Regions from separate parts of the Mus musculus genome. Here region 1 is linked to region 2. Evidence: chromatin loops called from intact Hi-C (ENCODE). Cell type or tissue: heart. All regions are shown on one strand. Each heading gives the region's core, and the rest is flanking DNA. Links, peaks and the distances in the headings are about the cores only.

Region 1 (2,912 bases), core at 150-2,649, 610 kb after region 2:
TTTCTATTGAAGAATGAGCCAGCACAGCTTACAGACCTCACCCCATTTCTGTCCATAGCCTGTCATTCCATAAGCAGCCTCCAAGTCTTCACCACGACACAAGCTTCTACTCAGCACCACTAGGCATTCACAATCCTGGATTCATTCACGACTCACCCCAAAGGCCTATGTGGTTGGTGTCTGATCACACTCAACCCCCTGCCTCAGAATTGGTGTCTTAATCTACTCCTCACAGAATCTTACTTTTGCCTGAGTGCCAGCTCCCACTCCAGTCTGTTTCCCATTACAATTTTTTAATCCATTTACCAGCCTCCCCTCCCTAACAACAGCTGTTTTCCTTTAGGCAGTAAGCAACTTCTTAAGGCATCACGTAAATATTTGTGGAGCAAATAAATAATGAAAAGGCATTGCAGACATTGGTTTCCCTTTCTGTGCAAATTAATCTGCCCTAAAACTCCAGAAATGTCCTCAGGTGTTACCTAAGGGTTTGAAAAATTATTTTTCCTACAGTGGATGGACTAGAGGAATGTCATGGGGTTCAAATAAAAAGTGTGTTATGACATACCTCATATATTGCGAATCTATGTTGATCTTTATAAACATGACCTAAACTTCAGTTTGATAAATCATAACTGTCTCTTTTCTAGAGTTTCTTATTGCATTACCTGGAACAGTGGGAAGAAATGTCAGCGCATAAGCAAATTTCCCTCAAAAATATATAACTTCATAAAAAAAACAATTACAAATTATTTTCAGGTATGATGGTTTAAACCATTCTCAAAAGTCTAGGAAGGACAGAAAAATTCACTCACTCCTCTTTCTAGTTGCTCCCTTTAAGCAAAGACACACATTTAGCTGTCTGCGAATGCCACTGGCTTTTCTCCCAGCCAGGGCACAGAAAGAGTGTGGCTGCACCATTGGGTTAAAGGTGTGTTCTCACACCAAACCTAGATGTGCCTTTGCTTCACCTCATCACTTCTAACTTGTGACGTCACCCTTTCACTCCTTGAGTAAATCCAAGATCAGTCCCGGCCCATATAAATCTGTTCTGCCCCTTTGGTTCTGTCTCCGTGTATTGCATACTGTAAATAATCATACGGGAGGAATACAGCGAGTTCTGTGGTACACTGGAGACCCCTATTGGTGACAGGTGGACAGTGACTTCGTAACCCGATGCAGTGAATCACGGCATAAGTGGAATAGCTTCAGCTTGGCTCCTTTGGGTTCCAGTAGAGCAGAGAGATGCACTGGCACTTTTTGCACACTGATCAATCCGTTTGTGGAAGCAAACGTGTGCGGGCTTCTGTGCTTTGTGTTTGTATGAAGACATTACTAAACAAGAAGATAGTACAAACAACAAGAAAAAAAAGCAATATGTGACCCCTATGACTTAAGGGCAGTCCACTTTCAATAAACAATAAGGATAAGTGAACCATGCAGGCTGTGAATGGGGATATGGGTGAAAATATACCCAGACATCAGCCAAGGTCCAATATCTCCAAGATCTGTAGTGAAATATGAACTTGATTGGCCCAACTTTAAAAATAATTAATTTTTCTGATAAGAGTTTTGTAAATGACTGAGCATGTCTGGGCCCTTAAAAGATACCCTGCTTAATTTACATTTTAAGAAAATGACTTGTTTGAAAAAAAGCCTTTGGATGTCAAAAACAAAATTCTTGTTTCAAATTATAAAGGAAATTTAACTTATGATAAAGCCACAATTACCTCTTCAGCACTTAGGTGTGTTCTCTGATGCAGATGTTGAAGTTAGTTTGACACATTAGAAGAGGAAGCAGCTGTCTCGATTATAATTATAATATAAAAAGTGATGTATGGTGCCAAGTGTGTGCCCAGCCATTCATCTTGGGAGAAAGGGTTGTCTGAGGACGCTGTTTTGTAAATACTGTCCATGTTTTTCTTCTTTGTTTTCCACATCTATCCTTAAAATGATTTTTGAAATGGTAATAGCACACAGACATGATCGCTTCTTATTTCAAACATTTGCTATAAAAACATTAGTACCCCGACCCCGACCACAGCGCTTTCAAACAGTAAAGCTCACCGCCAGATAGAAAGTGTCTTCATGACAACACGGGAAATGTCCACGTCCTTTAACCAGCATATTATTATGTGTTAGACATACTAATAAGGAAGAAATACCTCGACAAAACATGTGCCAAAACAGTCAACTCTTGGTCATCTTTCCTGTTGGTTATATAAATGCTTTCTATGCCGAGATTCTGCTTTTCAAATTAAATAACTAGTTTGCCTGCTTTCTCTTCAAATCTCCTTCTTCCTTCCCCCTCCCCTCCTGTTTCCTCTCATCTTCTCTCCTCTCCTCTCCTCTCTCCAGCTCAGAACACAACAACCGCATGCCTTCCTTCAGCAGAGGCTCAAGAAGAGGGCAGAAAGGCTGGGCACAGAGGACACAGCTCTAACACCCGGAAGCAACAATACAAAATGCATATTCCTGTTCACGCACTGTGGTCACTTTCCTCTTGGCACATACGCCAGCCTCTCCTACAAGCACGTGTAATTTATTCGTGATTACTTCCTAGTCCTATTTGAAACAGAAGAAAACAATACTTTTGTCCTACTCTATGCAAGTGCCATTCACAAGGTTGAGGCTTGCAGGGAGGGTGGCCATGGTCCCGTGAGGTGTGAGCTCTCCCTCATCTTTCCCTCTCTAAGGCTCCCTAATAGACACAGCACAGATCAATGCATTCTTGACATAAAATAGGTTGGGGAGAATTTTTCAGTGGTCAGAAAGCCACTAAGTTAGTGGTGTTGACACCATAGAAGAAAACTCTTGAGTTCTATCCTGCCTTCTCCAAGGCCTCTGTCAGTACCTTTCCTGAATGGGGTTTTTGTTTTGTTTTTAAGCGATCTTCTTGACATCCAGGCACCATC
Region 2 (2,912 bases), core at 309-2,808:
ACCCCCACCCCCTTTCAGGGTATTATGATAACACTCAATGTTCGACGGCGAAGGACGAGGCTGCTAGCAGAGCCAAAGCCTGTTGAGGGAGGGCGAAGCCCTTGAAAGTTTCCAGACCTCTTTCAGGAGCCGGTGACATTGGGATGAGGGTGCCTTTGCCCAAGTGTCTCTTGGGAGTTTTCCTGCTCTGGGTTAGTCTTCCCAGCCCTTATTTCGCAGGCTGCCTGGGCCGGGCTTTGCGTCTACAAACTTTAAGTTGCAATTCAGACGTTTTCCAATAAGGGTACCTGGGCTTGACTGGAGAAGAGCTGGCAGTGGCACGGACTGCTCCTGGATCTGAGCAACCAATCCTTTTTTATAGAAAGGGCCTCTAAAGTGGTCTCTGCCAAAGGCACTTGGCAGCAAGGACCCATTCACTTGACCCTGTAGCCCCAGGTCACAGACAATACAAGAGGTTGACCAAACAAAGGTGAAAGGCGGCACAAACTGCTCAAGTGTGGTACCTAAGGAATCTTCACGCTGTTCCTGACATTTGTTCCCAGGAACTGTGCTCATAGCGTTGTTATCCAGTCCCCTCAGGCAATTCCGCAGTCCGAGGAGCCAATCTTGTGAAAAATTACATTTCTTTTCTCTCCTGGGGTCATCTTGGTGACTATTCCCTACTAGCCAAGCTCCTAGCCGTCCAACTGAGAGTTGGAGGGGCAGAAAAGTCCGAGCCACCTGGCTGAGGAGGCACAGTCGCACAGGAACAATCAGCTAGCTGAGTCTCTTTTGTCGGTGCCTCCAGGCACGCGGGCCGCTGCGGGTTCACTGTCTGGGCAAAACAGGCAACGCTCCGTGTGTGTAGTAAGTGTGCTTAACCCCTGAGGCAGGGCCTTCTGGATGGTCCAGAGGGAATAAGGCTTTTCTCCTCAAGAGACTGTGTTGTGGGAGCCCGCGCTAGCCTAAAGCAGGACCCATGGTCCATGAGCCAAGCTGGAACTGGTTAGGCCCCCAGCTCTGGCAAGGAGACCACACAGGCGCCGCCGGAGGGCAAGGCTGACCACCTCGCTGGGACTTTATTGTGTGAGTTACGGCGACCAATTGGGCGGCTCTCAGGACGCAATCGTCCTCTTCCTCCAGCTCTGGGGCGGGAGGAGGGTGGGGGTGGGGGAAGTCTAAGGATCCTGGGGCATTACTAGAGTTTCCTCCTTTTCAGGAATTGGGACTCCATACTTTCTTTTCTGGTAGGTGGGAGGAGGCAGAAGTTTTAAGTCGGTTTTTAGAAGCCTTAGATTAGGTATTCGATAGCTTTCATTTTGAAGAATTCTCTCCTTTCTACTGGAGCATCCTCTGGCCTGAATTTTCAGTTCTAATAGTTCCAGCACTCTCAGAGCCCCTGCCTCCTGCACAGAGATTCCTAGGTAGTTACAGGCCTAAGGGTGCATCCTTAGACTATGGCTGCCTTATAATTATGTTTGCTTCTCAGGACCAAATACATAAGTGTGAATCAGGAATGAAAAGGACAGCTAGATTTTTTTTCCAGGTTTTTTCCCCCCCTTAATCGACCCACTTCATTCCTCCAAGTCTATAACTTTCAAGGTCTGGTAGGCAAAGTTCTTTTTGAGAAAGCTGGTGGCTGATGCTGAAGGCTGGAGACCATGAGGGAAGGTGGGAGGAGGAAGGGAGGCTTGTCTGGGATGTTGGGGGCTGGGGGGGGGGGGGAGCTGAGGAGCAGAATGGCAAGCTCTGCCAATGTCGCCAAACGCCCAGGAGATGGCGAGCGTGCTCCACGCCTGACGAGGCGCCGCCGCACGGTCAAGATCAACAGTGAAGGGCGGTGGGGCGGGCTTGGGGTCGCCAGTGCTCGCGGTCACGGCCCGCTGCCAAGGAGCTACGGACAGTCTCCGAAAGCCAGAGGTTGTAGCAACTGACCCAGACAGCGGAGCCAAGGGACCTGATGCAAGGAAGCCTGTGGCCGCGTGTTATTGTTTGACCTTTCGCCTCTGTCCTAACGTCTTTTTCACCTCTTGAATCATGAGTCAATCTGCCGATCTTGGGATCTTGGTTCCTACCCCAATCGCTAATACCGTGCCAAATTTCTGAGCGTCTCTCAGCCTAGATCTAACTGAAGGCAAAGCCTTTCCCCGAACTTCCTCGGCCTTCCGGGCTCCCCGCGGGCCTCACTTCCAGGGCCTCAGCCACTTACCCCCAGCTCTCCTCCTCCCGCAATCCCGAATATAAAAGGCACACATATAAATAACAAAGCCTTCATCTGTTCCTCATTTAGCCATCAATCCAAATACCACCAGAGAGCATTTGAGCGCAGTTTTAATCTTCAGCAAACCCCATTTCTCTTAGGCTCAGCGAAACTGACGTGCGACCTGCAGATGAAAGGAAAAACCTCGAGGCAATTCCCTCTATCCAATATAGGAAACCTGAGAAATGGACCTGTGAGATGAAGTGTGGCCTTGGAGACTAGAACCTACAGAGAGGGGGGGGAGGGAAGGAAGGGGGGGGAGGAAGGAAAAGAAAGAAAAGAAAGAAAAAGAAACGAGGGGACCGAGAGAACGGTGGTTGGGGGGGGGAACTAAGGCCACTTTTTTGTTTGTTTGTTTGGCTGGCTGGTTGGTTGTCCGCCCCCCAACATGTCTTGTGTACAAAATAGCTAAGGTATTAAGACAGAGGTCTTTCCCTAAGTGACTGAAGGGTGATGTGCTTCCCTTTCCAGGGGTTTATCCTTCATAAATTGAACCGCATTCTGCATCTGTATTTCTCTCTCTCTGCCTGTACCCTCCCCACCCACCCTCTAATAACGAAGTTGGCCTCTGTAGTTGGCAGTAAGATGTGAAACAAGACAAGCTGGACCAGAGAAAACGAAAGTAATTACCAACTCGAAGGCCCTGTGTTTCTCCTAGAGCCCTCAAGAAGCC

The links. Peaks named below come from ENCODE experiments on the same cell type or tissue, not always from the same donor. Only the 100,000 strongest peaks of a DNase experiment are listed, where the experiment ranks them.
Region 1: a loop joins it to region 2, with 6 times the contacts of the local background. A loop is called at or near these places in 30 of 42 quality-filtered maps.

What each region holds. Positions count from the first base shown.
Region 1 is chr2:74,065,056-74,067,967 of GRCm38, reverse strand. No RefSeq gene overlaps it. Among named protein-coding and RNA genes, the nearest start is that of Gm31472, 88 kb to the right of the region's middle. In heart, for the core only: a CTCF peak has its summit at 1,138; no DNase peak of the experiment used is centred there; H3K4me3 peaks cover 306 bases; H3K27me3 peaks cover 892 bases.
Region 2 is chr2:74,672,026-74,674,937 of GRCm38, reverse strand. No RefSeq gene overlaps it. Among named protein-coding and RNA genes, the nearest start is that of Hoxd12, 1.5 kb to the left of the region's middle. In heart, for the core only: a CTCF peak has its summit at 1,770; a DNase peak (open chromatin) is centred at 1,817; H3K4me3 peaks cover 923 bases; H3K27me3 peaks cover 2,500 bases.